2 separate regions of the Homo sapiens genome follow, and region 2 is linked to region 1. Evidence: read pairs that join two places in POLR2A ChIA-PET (ENCODE). Cell type or tissue: PC-9. All regions are shown on one strand. Each heading gives the region's core, and the rest is flanking DNA. Links, peaks and the distances in the headings are about the cores only.

What was found. ChIA-PET counts read pairs that join two places held together with the same protein. Peaks named below come from ENCODE experiments on the same cell type or tissue, not always from the same donor. Only the 100,000 strongest peaks of a DNase experiment are listed, where the experiment ranks them.
Region 2: POLR2A ChIA-PET joins it to region 1 with 5 read pairs; 3 of 35 experiments call an interaction of 5 or more read pairs at or near these places.

Annotation. Positions count from the first base shown.
Region 1 is chr6:15,318,078-15,323,454 of GRCh38, reverse strand. All of the region lies in intron 1 of JARID2 (jumonji and AT-rich interaction domain containing 2), which reads right to left. Among named protein-coding and RNA genes, the nearest start is that of JARID2-AS1, 72 kb to the right of the region's middle. RefSeq lists an enhancer at 1-36. In PC-9, for the core only: no CTCF peak of the experiment used is centred there; no DNase peak of the experiment used is centred there; H3K27ac peaks cover 2,598 bases.
Region 2 is chr6:15,399,895-15,405,271 of GRCh38, reverse strand. The region is part of intron 2 of JARID2 (jumonji and AT-rich interaction domain containing 2); the gene reads right to left. Among named protein-coding and RNA genes, the nearest start is that of DTNBP1-AS1, 140 kb to the left of the region's middle. RefSeq lists enhancers at 220-910, 980-1,274, 2,134-2,634. In PC-9, for the core only: no CTCF peak of the experiment used is centred there; no DNase peak of the experiment used is centred there; H3K27ac peaks cover 999 bases.

The DNA of each region.
Region 1 (5,377 bases), core at 268-5,267:
CTGTCAAGGGAAAAGCACCAAAGAGAGAAGGCCAAGCCACATATCTATGAAGACGCTAGGCCAAGAGGGCAGGATTTCCCGGTGCTGTAGCACACCCAGGCTGGGCTAGGGTGAGTCACACACACACACCTGGCTCATTCCTGTGATTGTAAGAAAGAAAAGGAAAGAACAAGACACAGCTAATCCTACACAGTTCAGATATGCTTAATGGATAGAGAAGGCAATCAGGGAGAAATGCATTTGGGAAACCAGGCTGTGCCTGCCTGCCTGGCAAGCAAAAGCCCACCACCCACACAGAGCTAAGAGGTTTCGTACCACAGAGTGCAAAAGAAAAACAGCCAGAATGAATGTGTCAGGAAACCTACAACCAGAATGTTGTGAGGAAAAGTAACCTACAGTCCTGGTGTTTGCTACCTTAGCATTTGCTAGAATGAGCCTGCTGCTACGACCAAATTGCATACAGTCCAATCTCAAATGAACCAGATAATTCAGAACAGCTTGGAATTTTTCTCTCTGGTTTAAGAGTATGCTGTTATGTTTATATTATGGTTATGCCTAATATTCTGGAATTTGGAAATCAAGGGGAAAGTTTTATTTTGTTTGAAGACATAATTTGGAAGTGGTTTAGGAAATCAACTATCCCCTCTTCTCTATGCTGAAATCTCCCCTACTGCTACCCCCAGGGTTCACCAACTTCTCATACAAAACATCACCCCCAAAATGAGCTGCTGGCTCCCTAATTTGCTGTTTGGCTAAATGACTTAAAGAGAGAAGTTTTGGGTCAGCCAGTGGCTTAGTGCAAATATTCCCTGGCTCCTGGCTAAAAATATGGCCCAGGTATTTGGGTTTAGTCAAATCCCTGAAATCTAAGCATTTCTCATGTCATTAAAACTCATTAAATCCTTGCAGGGTAGGTAGATGCTACCAGTATCTCCCACTTTGAAGGAAAGGAATCAGAGAAGAATGTTACTTAAAAGCACACACCTAGCCAGTGTATCCAGTGCTTCCTGTACACAGACAAAACACACTGGGTGATAAAACATTTCACAGGAACTTGCAAATCAATAATTGGTCCAGAGAGTGATAATAGTGAATATGGCTTGCGTAGCTAGGACTACAGGAGTGTGTCACCATGCCTGGCAAGTGCCCTCTAACCAAGTCTCAGAATCAGAAGCACAGAAGCCTGTGCACCTTTTCCTCACTCTTACTGCTCCTTGAAAACTAAGCTTCAACAAATGACCCTATGATTCTACATGCCTGTTTGGATATTTGAAATTACAATTATGTGTTTTTCATGCTACCAAACAGGAGCTATGCAGATTTCCCATTCTCCCATTAACCACTAGACACTAAATCTAATACTTCTTCCAGGCCGGGCGCGGTAGCTCATGCCTGTAATTACAGCACTTTGGGAGGCAGGCGAACAACGAAGTCAGGAGTTTGAGGCCAGCCTGGCCAACATGGTGAAACCCCGTCTCTAGTAAAAATACAAAAAATTAGCTGGGCGTAGTGCTGGGCAGTGTAATCCCAGCTACTTGGGAGGCTAAGGCAGGAGAATTGCTTGAACCCGGAAGGCGAAGTTTGCAGTGAGCCGAGATCACACCGCTGCACTCCAACCTGGGCGACAAAGTGAGACTCCATCTCAAAAAAAAAAAAAAAAAAAAAAAAAAACAAGAATTCTTCCAATTATAAAATTAGATTGCTATTCTAACTCACACTCTATTATTGAAGTCTCATATCTTCAAAGAAAGCATTTCTGTTGTTTGTTCTTGTTAACTTACTTAGCCACTGACCCAAAGAAGAGTCAAGCAATTGGCTTGTAAATACGAGGAGAAGCTGAAGGAAATCATGTTTTCTAATGACAAGTTACGAAGTAGATAAACCCCCTGACAGTCAGTCTTTGGTTCTGAATAGAGATCTTGATTTCACTGCCACCCACATTTAAGAAACAGAGCAGAAGTAATAAAAAGCTACAAACCATGTTTCAAGGCCCAATCAAAAAGGTTTACAAAATTGTTAAATATTTCCTGCTCAAACATAATTTGAATTGCAGGTTCCCATTAATGAAATATGTGCCGTAATTAATACTACATGTGAGTTCATTAGTTCATAGTTAGCCTTAGTTACAGAGTGGACAACTCACAACTATTAATAATTTCATGATTTTTCTTTGTGATGTAAAAAAATGACATTCCCTTCATTCCCTTTATCCCCACAAGAAGGTGTATGATTATACTGATTATACTGATATATAGTATATATATCATGGCACAGGGCCAGGTGTTTTGTAATTGATAACACTGAGTAATCAGACTGTTGAATTCTTGCACAGATCTAGTTATTTTCTTCCAAAAATTCTTTTAAGTTCCTGGCATTTTCAATCTGCTCACAACATACTAACTACTGCAAAATACTACTTGTAATAATGAAATCATTCATATGATACACCGCCTCCCATCCCCAAATTTGAATTCTAACATTTCATAAAACTCCCAAACAAGATGAGAAAATGTACCAGCATCACAAAATTACTACAAACTGCAAGTCATACTTCACATGCAAGTTTAACTAACACACACACACACACACACACACACACACAGAGAGAGAGAGAGAATGAATCATATTCTTGCATGGCCATGGCTGAAAATAATATAGATTGGTCTCTAATTTACATATATTGCATATGAAAATGAATTAGAGGCCATATGCTTAACTCCACAAATGAAATACAGTAATTATTTCCTATATTATCCTTTCTGAATAACATCTAATCTAGCTACTAAAGAAGGATCCCTGATTAGATAAGAAGGAAACATTTGGGTCATTAGCTATACAGTTTCATCTTCTTTAAGAACTGCATTGTAATGAATACCAGATGAATTTAAACTACAGTAGGTTTCAAAATAAACTACAAATCACATTTATGTATGGTTTTTGATAATTAACAGTCATCATTTCACCTTCTACTTCAACCCACTTAAATCCCCCAAAGCTACCAATCCACTCTAATTTGTGTAAAGAACAATGACTGAGTTTCTTAAATATATTTTTCTATTCTCACACTTACATTCTACGAACTACCTAATTAAATGTAAAGTCTTCCTCTTTTCAACTGGTTATGATGGAAAAGAAACAGAGTTAACCTAACTTGAATTACCGGCTTATAACCAACACCTTACCTGTGTCTTAACTGAATACTAAGTCACTGGAATTGTAGAGGACATTAACACTGTAATACATTTTCCATTCTCTTCACAAGCATCCACAACCACAGTCTCTTCTAGTCAGTTTTTGTTGGATACTGATCCACATAGATCAGAAGCTGATCGGCTCACCATGGTAAATATTTGAAACATACTAATAAAACAATGGAAGAAACCAGCAAGATAAAAGTAATCAGGTTCTACTAATATAGCCTTGTCTACTTAAAATTACTTGTATTTACATAGATACACTCCCTAACAAGCGTATGGCTGAAATATCTCAGTGCTTAGCTCCAGTTCGAATAAGGAAAGAGTCAAGGGGCTGAACTTCTCTGAAATCAAAAGGTAAATGATGCAGTGAAGCAAGAAGCCTTGATGACTGCATCAAATTTGCATAATTTGTTTAAGAAGTACCCACCACTATTTTAATTTACATAATCTGCAACCATTGATTAGGTAGTTTTTCATCATATAAAGTTAAAGGGCCATCCTCAGGTTAAACTTTTCCTGCTTCTCCCTCAAACACAGATCTCACTTCTAATTGTGTTCCAGAAACTATGGACAGACCGGATGCAGTGGCTCACCTGCCATGAAGCAGGTGGATCACTTGAGGACAGGAGTTCAAGACCAGCCTGGCAAACATGGTGAAACCCCGTCTCTACTAAAAACACATACACAAAAAAATTGGCAGGGCACAGTTGCGCACACTTGTGCTCCCAGCTACTCAGGAGACTGGGGCACAAGAATCGCTTGAACACGGGAGGCAGAGGTTGCAATGAGCTGAGATCACACCACTGGACTCCATCCTGGGCAACTGGCTTGAGGGAAACTCTGTCTCCAAAAAAAAGAAAAAAGCAACACAGAAATTCCATGTCACTCAGACACAAAATGGCTACTGCAGAACCACAGAGAGGAAAAAGTTACAAAAGATATGCTGTCAGAGCAACTCTTTTAAAATTATTGTTCAAGGCAGCACAGCTTCTCATTGGTCCACCAACTTCAAACCTTGCCATGTTTCAAGACAGAATGAAAGATCTGTGCTCATCTAATGAATCTTTGATAACTTATAGCATTCCAAGCATGTTATATACATATGAGAGACAGACAGACAGCATCCTCTCTCCCTGCAAGAAAGTGAATAAGCCATAAAAGCTAGCCACCCTACTTACTTTCTATGTAAATACAAAAGGCCCAATTTTATTTTTCATCTGCTACCCTAGAAAACTGATTGGACTGAATGTCTAGGCTGCTTCCTTATGTCCTTTTAATAAAGCCAGCCACAGTAAAGAAAACAGAAATTAGCGGGAAGTGCAGAGCTCTTTGCCACTGGGATTCACAGCAGCCTTTGGACAAGCCATTATGGCTGTCTGGCTCCAGCCCTCTTCCCAATAACCACCACCCCCTTTCTCGCCTACCCCACACCACCCTCCAAGATCAAAAGCAGCACTTACTGTTTATAACATCCTGAGCAATCCGGGAATCTCAAGAGGCTTTTGTTGCCTTTCCCACCCCTCATTGTTTCTGATCCAAAAAATGTTTTTTAATGAGACAAGCCAGTCCTGAAACAGTCACACCAGTGAATCCGGCCTGCCTCAAATGACAATCCTCTGAGATGCCTTGTAAGGAAAGGGGAGGGGGGTGCCTCCAGTGAATGTCAGAACAAGAGCATGTGGTTCCCAGCCTGCTCACTCACAGCAACTGCACAGTTGTGGGGCTGCAAAGGCAGCTTTTCTCCAGGTGGTAGCAACCACCACCACCACCAAAGCATAAACAAAAAACAACAAAAACCTGGAAGTTCTTGCTGGACATGGAAACTATTCTAGGTATACGAAAACAAAGATCTGCCTGTTTCATGTAGACAACTATGTGCCTCATCCCCCTGCACCTCACTGCTGTCTCCCTGTCCTTCTCCAATTGCCTACATCTAACATGCTGGCTGGATCCACGTGTCCTCCAGCTGGGCCTTGGAGTTCAGCTTTCTCTTTGAAGTTTAAATACAAATGGAGAAGTCCTATTTGTTTAATCTTTTTTTTTTTGGAAACGGAGTTTTGCTCTTGTAACCCAGGCTGCAGTGCAGTGGCAGGGTTCTCGATTCACTGTAACCTCCGCCTCCAGGTTTCAAGTGATTCTCCTGCCTCAGCCTCCCCAGTAGCTGGGACTACAGGCATGCG
Region 2 (5,377 bases), core at 91-5,090, 82 kb before region 1:
AAGAAATGAAAAGACCGCACAAAACAATACAACAAAACAGGCTTCTGAGTCTGGAACAGCAGCATCAAAATGGAATAGGAATTCCTGTTGTTCTTGGTAACTGGAGACACTAGTGTATGGCTATCTCCCTCTTGCCTTATATGATGGGCGTTGGGAAAATTGAAACACAAATTAGGCCAAAGATTCCTTTAGCTGAAGGAACTTCTAAAGCAACCAATGAGAACGACAGATTTCAGAACACAAATGTATGGACAGAAGACAACTCTTTTCTAATATCTGGAAAAAAAAAGGGACTAGAGCATGTAGTCTGTATCATTTTATGATGTTTTAGACACAAAGAAGTTTTACCAGTCCTCTCTCATTAGCTACACATACATGACAATAGAAAACTAAAGGAAAAGCCAATGGCTCTATTCCACAAAAGCAGTGCCCCAAAACAAGGGTTAAAAAGAAAGGAAAAACAAGGAGGGCTTTGAGGCTGTTCCAGGGCTTCTAAAACATCTGGAGCACACCAAAGTCATTAGCATATTAGGGTGACTCAATGTATTTAGCTTTGTTGTAGAAAAGATGCACAAAAGGTAATTCTGTATTATAGAGCCAATGCCGTCTGTCACCCTGTCACTGTGAGACAAGGTTATCACATTACATATCAAACAGTCAAGCATCCAAAGACAGCTTTCATTTTCAGCAGCAATTTCTGTGTGTGTGTGTGTGTGTGTGTGTGTGTGTGTGTGTGTGTGTGTGTGTGTGTGCACTTTAAGATGATAGAAAAATTATAAAAGCAGCCCCCATGGCTGAGGTAGGGCCCTCTCTGAGGTCATCAGAATGCATGGTTTGCTGCCATTGATAGTGAAAAATAAATGTTATGTTCACTCAAGTTTTGCAAAGAGAAAAAAAAATGAATTGCTTTTTAAGCAGGGTAGGCATTCCGATGCCAGGGCAGATTTGGCTTTGGGCCTGCTTGGCATGGTCAATATGAACATGGAGTTTGCCCATCACTGTACACATGCAGGTCAGCATGTGAAGCTTCCAATGGAGCACAGAGCTCCAGGGAGAGGGGCGAGCAGGGCACAGGGTCTGCAGAGCACAGCCCAGGCTTGTCCACTGACTTGCTCACCAGATCAACACACTGGTGTGACTGAGAACAAATGCCAAGTCATGAGGCAGGATGTCGGTGGCACACTTGTGGTCAACGAGGCACAAATGAAAGTGGTTTCATACCTCGGCTTATGGAAAATAATTATCCCTTTCCCTTATGAGACCAGCCCCTGAGCCGACTAGGGCTCCCCTTTGTCTACTGTCAAATCAGCTATGGAGATTTCCCATTCCGGTCAAGAAAAGACAATCCAAAAACACCCCCACCCATCACTACTTAAAACAGTCCCAAGATTTGGAGGCAGGAATGGGGAGGATGAATAGGTGGACGCGGGGGACATATTTTTGTTATATTTAACCCCTGCAAAAACAGATGTAAATACTGATTTGTAAATCAACAATCTCACAAGAGCTCTCTCACCACCACCAGAATCCGCCCCCACGACACACCTTCAACAATCTACACCTCTTTTGCATGCACAATTTTTTGAGAAAGCGTTAGATACTAAGACCTGACACAGTGTTCATTATTAACATGGAAAAGTTGGGTCACTGGGTAGATAAGGAAAATGTCTGACTCTATCCTTTTTTTCCTATTTCAGAAACAAGTAAATGACTCTTTGAGAAAGATAGGACCCTGGGCCCCAGAAGGCAATAAACGCCTTGAGCTACAAAGGAACAAACCCAGCAGATATCTCCTATTTCCTCAGAGGAAGAGGTAAGCAGAACACTGCTACTACTAGAATGGGCCCCATTCTGGCTCTCTAGACCCCAAATGAGTAAGAACCACCAAAAGACAAAAGATCTCCCCTTCGTACATCCTAACCAACAATCCCAGGGGGACAGAAAACACTGCTCACTGAAAGGCTCCAACAAAAATAAATAAAAATAGACAACAAGGCTGACAGTTTAACTTTATTCAACACAAAACCTCTCACAAAAACAAAGAGCCGTGATCTTCATGAAAGATTTCCCAAACAGACCAGAAGCTATTTAAACTCTGATGATCACCACTGTGAACATAAATGTACTGCTCATTTTGGCACAACTCCCTGTTACTTCTTTGGGGCAAGGGCTCATCCTCCCCACTCTCTTCCCCTCTTCACTCCTTCTTCATCCTTAATATGACCTTTATAACAATCAGAACAAGTACAGTACCTAGAATAATAATAATGACTGAATTATAAACACCCACGATGCTCTACAATCGGCAGTTCTAGTTTTGTGTCCAATCCCATGACTACTCTATCCCAGGCCGTAACTGCTCTGGGTCCACACTTCATTTCAACACCCTTTTAATTTTACACTGACAACCCAGTCAAACACACACCCACCAGACAACCCAGTTATAAATACGCACCAAAATATAAATCCCTGGAATCCCCTAGGATATGCAACTCGAGCTTCTATCAGCTCATGAAAAGAATTCCACACCACAGAGGGCCCAGAACTGACCACCTCCAAGGTCAAAAGCCGCCTACAGAAGAAAACTGACTCAAGGCGACAGTGGGCTTAGGCTGATGTGTAACCATGAGCGGCAGAACAATGGCATCACTGCAGAGCAAGGGAACTCAGTCACATGAAGGAGACGGAAACACAAGGGCATTTTTTTTTGAGATTTTTTCTAAGACAGATAAATGGGCCCAACATGTGGAAAGTCTTGTGTTCAGATAAACTAACAGGCCCAAATTTGATTTCTCATCTCACAGAATTTGCACTTCTCAAAGGGAGATGTCCATGAACACAGCATGTTCACAGATAGCTAATGATATTCTTCTACCTTCAAGTAATTACAAGTGTGTATGTACTTAGGTCTCTAAAGCTTCCTATCATCTTTACCCCACAAATGTAAGGTACCAAAAGAAACCAGGTATCCAATTTGAGCCAGGCTCTCCAAAGATAAGCAAAGCTGCTGCTTTAACTCGATCGACAAGTGCCATAAAGTTATCGGTTTGTGTACTAATCTGTAATGATAAATGGGCAAAGCTCCACAAACTTTGTGTCCTGACTGACACCATAATTTGTAGATAAATAAACAGCCACACCCTTTGCCCTGAAACCTCTCTGGGCTGCCTTCATTCCCTAGGATAAAAGGAATCTCTTGGAAGTTCTAAGTTCTGTTTTCTTTGTAGCATGACTAGGAGGGACAGTAGTTCCCCTGTTTCCTTATTACCTCACTCACATATCAAGAAATCAACTGCCCTCCTACTTTTCAAATGAATATATTCAGAGAGGATTAAGTAGTCCATTCAAAGTAAAAAAAAAAAAAAAAAAAAAACTGCTGACAACAAATAACTTCAGAAAGGCCTACTGCCTCCCAGAGCAGCATTCTTTCCACTACTGAAATATAATGAATGGAAGCAGTACAGAAAGCAGCACTATAGGAATGTGGCCATGGAATCTGCTAAGATTTGAGGCACCAAACATTGAAGGTTCCTGAAATTCATCTGTGTTTACAGACAGTAATACAGACATGAATTAATGCACGAAATTCGGGAGAAGAATCAAGAGCACTCGAAGTTTAAAGGTCTCAATCCAGAACCACTTCAGGTCTCAGGATCTATTTGCATGCCTCAGTTTCCTCCATCTTTCAAGGAAAGATGATGGAGGAAGAAAAAGAAAGGATTAATGGAAATGAAAGCAAACATGCTGTTTATGAAGGAAACCAGAGCTATGGTGAGGATGAACTAATTAACTTTAATCAAACATTTATTTTTAAATGCTGGGAAATGATCAGATAAATTGGTAATAAAATAAAAGGGACCAGCTATAGCTGGATGGCATTCAGTCTCCAGAGAAATGTCTAAAGTCATACAAGCCTGATTGAAACTGCAGCTTTGGCCAAAATGGTCAACAGAGCTTAATGCTTTAAGAGCGACATTAATTCTCTCTTGTAAATTTCCACAGTGCCTTTGCAGGAGCCACCATTGCCCCTAGGGAGGATATCAAAGCTAAAAGAATATTAATATTAAGCAAATTGCAACACTTTTTACATAGTCTCTCATATATATATATATATATAGCACCTTGCCATCCACAATGGATTTAATCAGGACCCCAGCAGGGAAACCCACAAAGGCCTATTTCTCCAACAAAAGCCATACCAGCCTGAAACAAATCTAGAGCTATTTGGTTTGTCTTTTATTTATAGGAACAGACCTTCTATCCCAGGTTCCTCAAGATAAGCCACCAAAAACTGCACCTGACAGACCCGTGGAGCAGCCATCCTCAGAGCCGGATCATTGCAGAGAGACAGAGAGGAAGAAGGACAGAGGGAGGGAGGGAGGAAGAGCGCAGTGAGGCAGGCTCCGGAGCACTTGTCAACAATCCTCCCCTGTACGTAATAAGCAAGCGGCAGTGCAGATTCCGCGCGGCAATAGGACGGCCAGAACAGCAATGGGGCCGAGGGGGAGGGGAGGCAGCCAGGAGAGAAGGTTATTTATGTGCAAGGGAGGGAATCGAACACCAAAGAGGAGGGGTCTCCGGCTGGCTCCCCCCACCCTGATAAATTAAAATGAGAAAAAGGAAAAGAGTCACTAGCTTTTCATCCTGCCATTTCCCCAACCTGCAATGCAGACAAATCCGAAGTATAGAATTTCTGACATATGGGGGGAGGGGGACATTCACAGTTTAATTGTGCACACTTTTGTGTCCCCAGCCGGTCAGATGCCCCCACCCCATTGCCAAGCACACCCCACCCCCACAGACAGCGGACTCCAGGGCGCAGTTTCAATGGCATCCCTTTTTAATATCATAATCTGTGTCATTCAGCACTTGCCTTTTATTTATTTTTATTTGTTTTTTTGGCTGGGAAACCTGGGCAGCTCTCCAGACAGACTGCAGAAATCTCTTTCCACATGCTCCTCCTCCAGCCCGCCCTCCCCCTTACTCTGATTCCAGCTTCCACGGAGCCTCATTACTTATGAAGTGACCGCATGGGCCACCGCTGCCCCCACCAACAACAGAGGGGCACCCCTCCCCCTGCCCTGCGCAGGCCCCTCCCCGAGGCACATAAATTGATCTAATCTAATCAAACAGAAGCTGTTTTCTCTCATTGTTTCTTGAGGATCTTTCACAGAACTGGCTCTGTGGTCTGGCAGCTGCTGGGAGGGGTGAAAAAGGCAGGAGTCCAACTGAGGGCTGGCCAGCTCCCTGGCCTCAGACAACTGGAGTACACATCTCCTTTCATATGTTATAGCTTTTTGATTTTTAAAGTCAATTTTCTTGAAGCCTTTCTTTGAACTTCAACCAGCAATGATAATGTCCAAAACACATGCTCTCA